Linked DNA regions of Homo sapiens: region 2 is linked to region 1. A link is a loop called in an ENCODE intact Hi-C map of the cell type or tissue named here. Cell type or tissue: Calu3. All regions are shown on one strand. Each heading gives the region's core, and the rest is flanking DNA. Links, peaks and the distances in the headings are about the cores only. Region 1 has its middle 16 kb from the start of LINC03035. Region 2 has its middle 53 kb from the start of CCDC68.

What was found. Peaks named below come from ENCODE experiments on the same cell type or tissue, not always from the same donor. Only the 100,000 strongest peaks of a DNase experiment are listed, where the experiment ranks them.
Region 2: it touches region 1 in a loop (5-fold over the local background); 3 of 110 quality-filtered maps call a loop at or near these places.

The regions. Positions count from the first base shown.
Region 1 is chr18:55,098,867-55,104,249 of GRCh38, forward strand. No RefSeq gene overlaps it. Among named protein-coding and RNA genes, the nearest start is that of LINC03035, 16 kb to the left of the region's middle. In Calu3, for the core only: no CTCF peak of the experiment used is centred there; DNase peaks (open chromatin) are centred at 2,225 and 2,535.
Region 2 is chr18:55,009,987-55,015,369 of GRCh38, forward strand. No RefSeq gene overlaps it. Among named protein-coding and RNA genes, the nearest start is that of CCDC68, 53 kb to the left of the region's middle. In Calu3, for the core only: no CTCF peak of the experiment used is centred there; a DNase peak (open chromatin) is centred at 2,355.

The DNA.
Region 1 (5,383 bases), core at 211-5,210:
TATTATGGATTTTTTAAAAATTTAATTGTGTTAACGTTAGACATTCTACTTGGCTGTAACATACAGACAACACTGTGCTGGATAAAATTGTGAGATTTGTCTTTATTCAACAAATATTTATTGAAGATCTACTTTGGGCTAAATCCTGGGGTTATGACAGCTAAGAATTCAATAGCAGACAAGATTAATGTTATTTTTGCTTATATGGTACTTACGTCTAGAACAGGGTTGGCAAACATTTTCTGTAAAGGGGAAGATAGTAAATATTTTAGGCTTTGCAGGTCATACAGTCTTTATCACAACTTCTCAACTTTGCCTTTATAATAGGAAAGCAGCCATGGGTAATACATAAAGAATTAGGCATAGCTGTGATGCAATAATACTTTATTTAAAAACACAAGAAGTGGGCCAGATTTGGCCCATGGGCTATTCTTTGCCAACCCTTGCTCTATAAGGAGACACCTTTAAGTTTAGAGAAGAGGAATCACAGAAGGCTATGAAGGGCAACATGCCTAAATTTGTGAGTTCTTGGAAGGCCTTCTAGGTCTAGTGATCACTACGTTAAGACCTCCTGTGTTGGTAAAAGTCAATCCAGGGAAGTGGACTGGGGAAGAATATTTTAAGGATTAGGAATGGCATGTGTCACTATTTGAAGATAAATCACAGTTGGGGAATGGAAAGAAATTCTGGATCACTGGCTTGGGGGTGGCAAAGGTAAGGTGAGGCTCGAGTCTGAAGCCAATTAAAAGGTTTGAGCAAAATAATCGGAGATCAGACACGTACTTCAAAGAGATCACTTTGGCGCTTATATAGCAAATCTGTTCAGGATCTTTCTAGGAACCTCATTCCCTCCATATCCAAATGGCAGCAGAAAATGCTTTACTGCTCTTTCCTTTTACTCCTTCCTCCCTGGGAGCAAAGGTGCTCCCAGAAGCAGCTAAACACAGTTCATGGGAATCTCTTCCCTCAAACATCTATATTTTCATAGGAATTGAAGCCATGGTTTAGTGGGTGAAGGTCTGATGGTGGTATTTTAGGCAGCAGTCCTTGCAAGATAAAGAATTTCGTTGAGGGAGGAGATGAGAGAATTAGAGCAACAGCCCCCGTGAAATCATACCACCCAGTCATTTTTTCACCAAAGCATAAGAATCTGCATATGAGTTCCTTTTGGGTTAAGTTTTCTGATCAAATTATTCAGTTGGACAATTAGCAATAAAGAGATTTTACTTTAATGGTGGGACCAAGGTTAATATCACCAGTAATAGGGCAGACCGATACTGTGAGCTCCACGATAGGATGCACTGAGAAGCATACAACATCATTACTATGATATTCTTACCAAAGATGCATGACCTCATTCTAATCATGAGAAAATATCAGACAAACCCGGATTGAGGAACATTCTACAAATTAAACAGCACGTCTCCAGAGTGTCAAGGTCATGACAGACAGAGAAAGGCCGAGGAACTGTCACTGATTAGAGAAGATCAAGCAGAACTGACAATTAAAAGCAATGTGGTATCCTGGACTGGATCCTGGGATAGAAAAAAAAGACATTAGTGTAAAAACTGGTGAAATCTAAGTCAAGTGTGGTGGCTGTCCCTGTAGTCCCCGCTACTCAAAAGGCTGGCATAGGAGGATGGCTTGAGGCCAGGGGTTTGAGACCAGCCTGGGCAACATAGTGACTTTTCTATAAACAAACAAACAAACAAATAAATAAATAAAACTGGTGAAATCTAAATAAAGTCTGTAGGTTAGTTAATAGTATTGTGCCAATGCAATTATCTTGGTTTTAATAATTATGTTATGGTTATGTAACATGTTAACATCAAGGGAAGCTGTGTGAGAGGTATGCAGGAATTCTGTGCTACTTTTGCAACTTTTTGTAGTCTCAAATTAGATTAAAATAAAGTTTTTTCATAAAAAGAAGTGAATAAACTTCTTATTCAAATAATCTTGTTATATTCTGCCATTCTAGACAGGAAAGACTGTTAATAAGTGTTTCCTTGTCAAGTTATTAATTTCTCCACTAAAAATGAATGATGATTGCCAAGTTGCTTTTAGATTGTTTCAGGTCTCAAAGTGCTAAAAGTCATCATATGAAAAAAACCAGAGAATCATATTACTTAATTAGTCACTCATATGGAATCTGCCCTTCCTTCTGACAACACTCTGCAGAAGCTTCCCCATCGAACACCACTTCTACCTTTCTCTTCCTCTGGCCTTGGGCCAGTGCTTAGTCGCTGCTATTAAAAAAAAAAAAAAAAAAAAAAAAGGGGGTTCCTTGCTATCTTGTAGGGTTTGTGGAGTATTAGAGAGGGTCTGGCACATTTTTTGGCAGTATTGTAAAGTAGAGAGCCCTGGATAGGGAGTCAGGAAATTGGAATTCTTGTCTTAGCTCTTGAGCCTTGTAGTCTTGGGTAAATCATTGACCCTCAGTAAAATCAGATATTTTCAGGCAAGATCTAGATAAGTGAGTCTCATTCTTGGCTGGGTATTGGAATCATCCAGGAAGCATTTTTTTTTTATGCTGGTGCCTGGGACCCAGTTAAACCCTGATTTAACTGTTTTGAGGTACAGCCGAGGCATCTGGAGTTTTTTTAAGTTTCCAGGATTGGTATTAACAGGTAGCCAGGATTGAGAACCACTTATCCAGATGATCTCTAAATTCTAACCTAGGGTTTACCAGTAATTATTGTTCAAGCAAGATGAGTCAACAGAACTAGGTCTTGAAAAGTATTATATCTAAAGGAATTCTGGCTGTGGGAAGATAAAACTACAGTTAAGAAGCACTTTTCCATGATTTTTCAAGACTGTTGTTTGTGCCTGTCTGATGCATTATCATCTTAACTAATGATTTACACCATGAGTTGCAGTATTTAGCTTGTGGCATATGCCGTAAGGAAGATTAAAACAACAACACCTTTATACGGATGCCTCAGAACAGGGGTGTGAATGTCCTACCCTCAACCCGTCAGTTACCTTGTCCTCTTTCTGTAGTCTTCCAGGCTTCCTCCAGCTCTACGGTCCACAACACTATCTACACCTACCAGAAATCTACACTTACAATAAAGCAAAACAGCTGACACTGGTGACGTGTGTCTATTTAGGTAGGCTGAGGGAGAAAGAGGAAGAAAATTGCACTGTTTAAAGTAGCAGTCCCCAACTTTTTTGGCACCAGGGACTGATTTTCTGGAAGCCAATTTTTTCCATGGACTGGGAAGTGGGGCTGGCGGGGGTGGTTTCAGGATGAAACTGTTCCACCAGAGATCATTAGGTATTAGATTCTTATAAGGAGCACACAACCTAGATCCCTCGCACTCACAGTTTACAATAGGGTTTGTGATCCTATTAGAATCCAATGCTGCCACTGATCTGATGGGAGGTGGAACTCAGGTGGTAATGCTTGCTCGCCTGCCGCTCATCTTCCGCTGTGCGGCCCAGTTCCTAACAGGCCACAGACCAGTATTGGTTAGGGTTGGGGACCCATGGTTTAAAGGATAGCAAGAACTGAAAGCCAGGGTAGCAAACCCAAATGCTTCTGGGAGGACAGACCACAGGGGAGCTAGAGGGCCGTGGAACTAGAGAGCTCATGACTCTCCTAAGGACCACTTCTCCTCTGCTCCAGGCAGTTGTGGCCAGGGAGTATGTTGGCCCAGCAGTGCCAGAACTTTAGATCTTTAAGAAAATTGAGAAATCCATAATTGATTTGTAAATGCTGAAAGCCTTTATTGTTATTATTATTATTTTAGAGATTGAGTGTTGCTCTGTCACCCAGGTTGGAGTGCAGTGGAACGATCATAGCTCACTGTAACCTGAAACCTCTAGACTCAAGTGATCCTCCTGCCTCAGCTTCACAAGTAGCTGGGACTACAGGCTTGTGCCACCACACATGGCTAGTTTTTAAATTTTTTTGTAGAGATGAGGTCTTACTACATATCCCAGGCTGGTCTCGAATTCCTGGTCTCAAGTGATCCTCCCACATCAGCCTCCCAAAGTGCTGAGATTACAGGCATGAATGACGGAGCCCAGCCAAAAACCAATTTTTTAAATAAATATAAACACTGTGTAGGCCAAATGAAACAATTATGCAAGCCAGATCCTGCCAGTTTGCAATCTCTTTTTTAAAGGTTAAAAACTGTGATAGTAGAGTTGCTGGCAAAATTCTTACTGGTGAAGGAGGTATTTTGTTTCATTTGGGAGATGGTGATCTTATGGGAGAGTCTCAGTTGTCCTAAGACACACTGGACCCTCCCAGTACAGTCTTACGGGAAGGGAGGATATTAGTGCCTGGTGGGATGGAGTCTGTGTAAACTACTGAAGTTCCAGACGGTGACATGGTGAGAGCAATTGGGAAAAACACAGCACAGTGTCCAAGCTCAGGGGTGGCTTAGGCAATTATCAAAGGCCAGGGCAGCCCATTTGGCAAGTAGGAGCTTGAGAGTCAAAGAGCCCAGAGGGCAGGGGACAGACAGCCTTGAGTTAGGTGACTCTGAGATGTTGTCAGTGCTCTTAGAACAAGACGCCTTCCAGTGGATGGTGATATGGTGGAAAATTCTAGCAACTCAGGAAAGGAGGGAGGAAGAGAAGAGGAAAGGTGTTCTGACCCCAGCCAAATGGGCTAGGATTCAAGGAAGGGCTCAAGTCCCAGAAGAGGGGATCAGATAGGGTATAGGATGGATGGGAGCAATATGTCAACACTGACACCGAAGGAAGCACAATGCAGGCTTTCAGTTTGCCTGATGGCAACAAAGGCAGTTGGACTGCCCTGGCTCACCAGGAATCAAATCTGTCAGGAAAGATTCTTAATGACAATCCCTACCAGTTGGGAGACTAGGATGGTAAGTTATTTTGGCCCAGCATGAGGGGTGAATTTGGGTGTACAGCTGCAGCTCATTCACCCATTTAGCTGTGGGGAGCTGAGAATGAACAAGGCAGATAAAATGGAGCAAGTCCTAGTTCTCCTGAAATGATCTCAGATGGACAGGTGCCTACTCTGCTTGTGTTTGAAACACTGAGGGAAAAAAATCAGAACCTTCCTGTCATCCACAGTGCCAGCTCTATCCTAGGTCACTGTGCACCTTCAACTTTAAAAATCTATAGTCCTGCCATGGTGGCTTATGCCTATAATCCAAGCACTTTGGGAGGCCAAGGCAAGAGGATTACTTGAGACCAGGAGTTTGAGACCAGCTTGGGCAACATAGTGAGACCTGTCTCTACAAAAAAATTAAAAATTTGCTGGGTGTAGTAACTGTGGTCCCAGTTACATGGAAAACTGAAGCACGAGATTCACCTGAGTCCGGGAGGTTGAGCTGCAGTGAGCCATGGTTGTGTCATTGCACTCCAGCCTTGACAACAGAGTGAGACTCTGTCTCAAAATAAA
Region 2 (5,383 bases), core at 259-5,258, 89 kb before region 1:
ATTTTTAGTCAATCAATCAATCAATAAGAGTATTCATTGCATCTTTATAGGAAGTATTATATCAGGTTCCCGATCCTGCACTCATCTGAGGGGTTTCTATCTAAAGGATCAAATAGGACATCCACAAGAGATCAAAGTTTTGTAACCATATGCCAGAGATTGGAAATTACCACTGTATTATAGATTTGGGATTATCTTGGAATTTTATGGCATTTCCTACCCATCTTTCTTCTCACTAAAGTTATCTGCAAAAATCCTTGGGGAAGGAGAAATTGGCATCTTAAGTTTAATTGCATACCTAGAGTCAAACAATAAGCAGGAGCAAGATATTTGGTCACATCACTATTGATATATAAAGAGCTTGATCGGCACCTTCTGTTTCAAAAATGTTGAAATTTACCACTATGAGGAAAAAGGATAAATACAAGTTTCTATATCACAGGATGTCTCAGAGCCTTTACCTGGCTATAGTACACCATAACTTTCCATGAGAAACATGTCTGTAATATTTCCTAAATATACTTGAAAATGGGACTCATATTTTCAAAATACCTTGTATGACTGGTGTTCCACAAAACATAAATTGGACTAATCTATGAGGTTTACAATACACGAGATCCGTCCTTCAATGACTGTACAAAATGCAACTCCACTTCTTTGTCAATCTGAACAACTTTAGAAAATGTGTGTAAGTAGAAATTTGCAATAACTTTCACCTCTACATTGAAAACAAAAAAACTCTTTACTCTTTTTACAGGCTGATATGTGACTTTTCTCCAAACACCCTTCAAAACCATCTCTCTGATCTGATTCTACACAGTAGTGTATGCCCAGCAGGCTTTCTTGCATCTGTGTTTCCAGAGAAGCCATGGTAGCCTATATGTACAGTTCTTTTAGATGATAATTAAGGATTAATTGGATTAATTAGAAAACATTTTTAGGACCAGCCACAGTGGCTCACACCTGTAATCCTAGCAATTTGAGAGGCCAAGGCAAGAGGATTACTTGAGCCCAGGAGTTAGAGACTAGCCTGGGCAATGTGGTGAGACCACATTATATGGTTAGGCTTTTTGTCCCCACCTAAATCTCATCCTGAATTGTAATCCTCATAATCCGCACATGTCAAGGGAGAGACTAGGTGGAGGTAATTGAATCACAGGGGCAGTTTCCTCCACGCTGTTCTCGTTTCGTGATAGTGAGTGAATTCTCACGAGATCTGATGGTTTCCCTCTTTCTTCAGCACTTCTGCTTCCTGCCGCCTTTTGAAGAAAGTGCCTTGCTTCTCCTTCACCTTCCACCATGTGTATTTCCTGAGGCCAACCCAGCCATGCTGAACTGTGAGTCAATTAAACCTCTTTCTTTTATAAATTACCCAGTCTCGGAAAGTTCTTTATAGCAATACGAAAACGGACTAATATACCTTGTCTCTACAAAAATAAAAAAAACTTAGCCAGTTGTGGTGGTGCACACCAGTGGTCACAGATACTCAGGAGGCTGAGACAGGAGGATCATTTGAGCTTGGGAAGTCAAGACTGCAGTGAGCCGTGATTACACCACTGCATTCCAGAGATAGAGGGAGACAGTGCCTCAAAAAAGAAAAAAAGAAAGAAAGAAAGAAAAGAAAACATTTTAAGACACCAAGATCTAGACCTTGTATATCATGCTCAAACATGGTATATTTCAGGGTAAATGATAACAGCAAATAGAGATAAAATCCTGATGGCCTCACTAATGAGAGTTCCTTGATTTCATGTTTTGTGTTACTTTTGTAACCACCTTGCTCTTCATCATGTCCAAGTCTGTTTTTGTTGAAGAATTAACATCAAAGCAAAATATGTGACAAGGTTCTTACTTTTAACAACTTTCTTAATTAAACTCATCAAGTTCCTTCTTTTCCTCAAGTTGAAAATTTATGTCCTCACCCAAAGGTACCATATGCCCCTGAGTTTTAGGATGCTCAAACCATATACCCTGCTGCTTATTGTTTTAAAAACTAAACACATTCACACCCGAAATAACTACAAAGCCTGTCTCCAAGCCACACACCAATCAGACAATGCCTGTTTGAATTCACCACTAATTGATTGCATGCACTAGACACATGGAAAAAAGTACGTTGCTGCAGTGTTTCCTAATGACTTCCAGAACTGAACTCTTCAGAACGTCGTGAATCACAGCAAGCATGTGTCTAGGTTGCAATTGGGAGATTGTTTAATTATTTACTTTTAATATAGGCTCTTTGCAAAGGAATGTTTTCTGAGATCTTTGTTACTCAAAGTGCTGCCCTAAGACCAGCAGCATCAGCGTTCTGCGGAGCTGTGGTAGAAATGCTAAACTAAACTCCACCCAAACCTCGTGAGTCACAATTGCCAGTTCGGCAAGGAGCTCAGGTGATTCTTATTCACATTAAAGTTGAAGAAGCCCTGAAACCTGGGAGACTTTTGGTCAAATTTCCCTTTCTAGGCTTGAAGCCCATTCACATTTATTGTACAGTAAATGATTTTTTTCCTTTCCTACAAACATAAAAATATATTGTTAACAAATCATGGTATTGTATTAATAATACAAGGAATATGAGAGATTTTCCCATGATGAATATTGGATGTTGCAACAAGCAGAGAATGTAATGATTGCAAAGTTCCCTTAGGAAATCTTTCTTATTTAACAGTGTGCTTGTTTACTTCAATGTGGCCACTAAGTTGTAGAGGTGTCTGTTGACCTCACGTCATGCAAAGTCATGAGTCAATGATTGGCTTTCATAGAAGTCAATCATTTATGTTTCAGAGAGGTAATAAAAAAAAGGCCTAAACAGGCCGGGCGTGGTGGCTCACGCCTGTAATCCTAGCACTTTGGGAGGCCAAGGAGGGCGGATCACGAGGTCAGGAGATCGAGACCATCCTGGCTAACACGGTGAAACCCCATCTCTACTGAACGTACAAAAAATTAGCCGGGCGTGGTGGCGGGCGCCTGTAGTCCCAGCTACTCAGGAGGCTGAGGCAGGAGAATGGCATGAGCCCAGGAGGCGGAGCTTGCAGTGAGCCAAGATTGTGCCACTGCACTCCAGCCTGGGCAACGGTGCAAGACTCCGTCTCAAAAAAAAAAAAATGGCCTAAACAAAACCCCCACATTTTAAACAGCTTCCATTGTATCTGCCTCCCTGTAAAATAGCTTGAATTTGGGGGAAAAGATTATTTTAAGTCAGGGGCTGAACCGATGTGGGTAATACCTAAGTGATGTTTAACACTCTGAAGATCGAGAATGACAGCATTGTAGAATAATGTACTGATCTCCATCTTTGGTGTGATAGTTCTGCTTTACTGTTTATATTTGTAAGTCCTGGAATTTGGCCTAGACTAGAAGAGTCATCCACTGATTGGATAACACAAAAAGCTGAAAGGAACAAGGTGTAATGCTCAAGAAAAGCCTTCGATTGTTAACAACTTCAGATTTTGTTCAGTTTTTTTTAATCCCCTTCAAATTAGTCACCTGAAGAGGCCCACACTTTTTTGTTCCTGCAGTGTTGTTATCAGAAACATTCTTTTCTAACTTATCTTTTAAAACTTGGGCCAGGTGCGGTGGCTTATGCTTATAAACCCAGTGCTTTGGGAGGCTAAGGCAGGAAGATCACTTAAGGCCTGGAGTCCAAGACATGCCTGGACAACAGAGCAAGACTTGTCTCTGAAAAAAAAAAGAAAGAAAGAAAACTGCCCTCAAAATGATCTCATGAGACTCACAGGGAAATGATATGACTGGTTATTAAATTTTGAACTTTGTTATCACACCTTATCACCCACACTTAGCTCTTAGTGATCTTGAACTATTTCTCTGTAATTTAGAAACCAGCCCTAAAATAAAGCTTGCACCACTTGGTTGTTTAAAAGCTTGTCCCCAGCTTTGTTATTCCAATAGAGGAATTCCATAGCAGCTTTGGCCAGCAGCAAAATAAGAACAGCTTCCTCATTCTCAGTTTCTCTTTGTGGAGATAGAAAATACTCAGATTAAGATGTTCAAGTGTGTGGTAATTCTGGTAAGTTTTGGCAAAAACTATCAATTCAGTCTACAGTCATGTCTTATCATGTATAGTATTCATCTAATTTTGTATATGATGAATTACGTAACTGGTGAATTGTCAAAAGTTTTCTCCATCTCTGAAAAAGCCGTAATTCCCACTCCTCTGCCCTAGCTCCCTATAAAGTAAAACCAGAAAAGGAGTCAGTGAGCTGTCACAGAGAGGTCCACTATATGAATAAAGGGGTGTGTGTGTGGTGTGTATGTGTGTGTGTGTGTGGTGTAGGTATGTTTCTAAATGCACACTCATAACCATACCACACCACTTTGTCTAGTTTTCCTGTGCTTGCAAGTCAATTGTGATATTCTCAATGTCTGTTTCAATGATGGCTCAGTGAAGAGTCTTCATCCATTTCTTATCTCTGAATCTTCTCAGGATATGGGCTGGACTGTCACAGAGTGTGCGGGCTGGTGCCCATAAGAGGCTATCTCTGAGGTTCTGTGTCAAGAGTCTGCCAACCCTCTTTCCCACTTTTCCCAGTATCCATTTTCCCTATTTTCCTCAATATCAGAAATATGCTTATCTGATTATATAGCCATTATACAGCCACCCACACACCCCAGGAAAAAACGGGGAGGAAGTGCTAGATTTTCCCAGCCTTTCTTGCAGCTAACTGAGTCATGCAGCTGATTTCTGGTCAATACCCCAGTGGCAGAAGTTGTGTGTACATCTTCCAGAAAGCATCCTTAAAGGCCAGCAGCTTATCCTCATAGACCTCTCTTTTCCTTTTTACTGACTGGAATATAAATTTAATAGCTGGAGCTCCAGCAGCTACTTTGAACCATAAGAATCATTACAAACAAAAGTCACAAATGGGAGAAAAAGACTTTATTCTAAAAAATAAATGGGAGAGAAGGAACTTTAATACCATGGCCTGCCATACCAGCCCCAGACTACAGAACTTGATATGGCAAAGAAAGAAACTTTGAACTTAAGTTGCTACTATTATTTTAGGTTATTGTATTACTTATGGCTAAACCTAATAGAAGCTGACAAAACCTCTTGTGTGTGATATTGGGCTCCTCAATCAGGGTAGGGATGTCTTTCTCCTAGTTTCTCTAAATAGCGGCTAGTTCATTAATTATTAGCTAGGCCACTTTAATTGACAATTTATCAAGAATTGTCTTCAGTATTTCTTGTTGTCATTGTCATTTTAAATTCATATTTAAAGCACTAATTTCAGTTCAACTTCTGTGTACTTTCATTTATTAAACCTTGCTTTTTCAACTAAATTGGAAGCTTCTTCCATTGTTGACTCACATCCAGGGATTCCAGATATTTAAGCCTCAGTGATAACTCAGGGAGACATTTAGC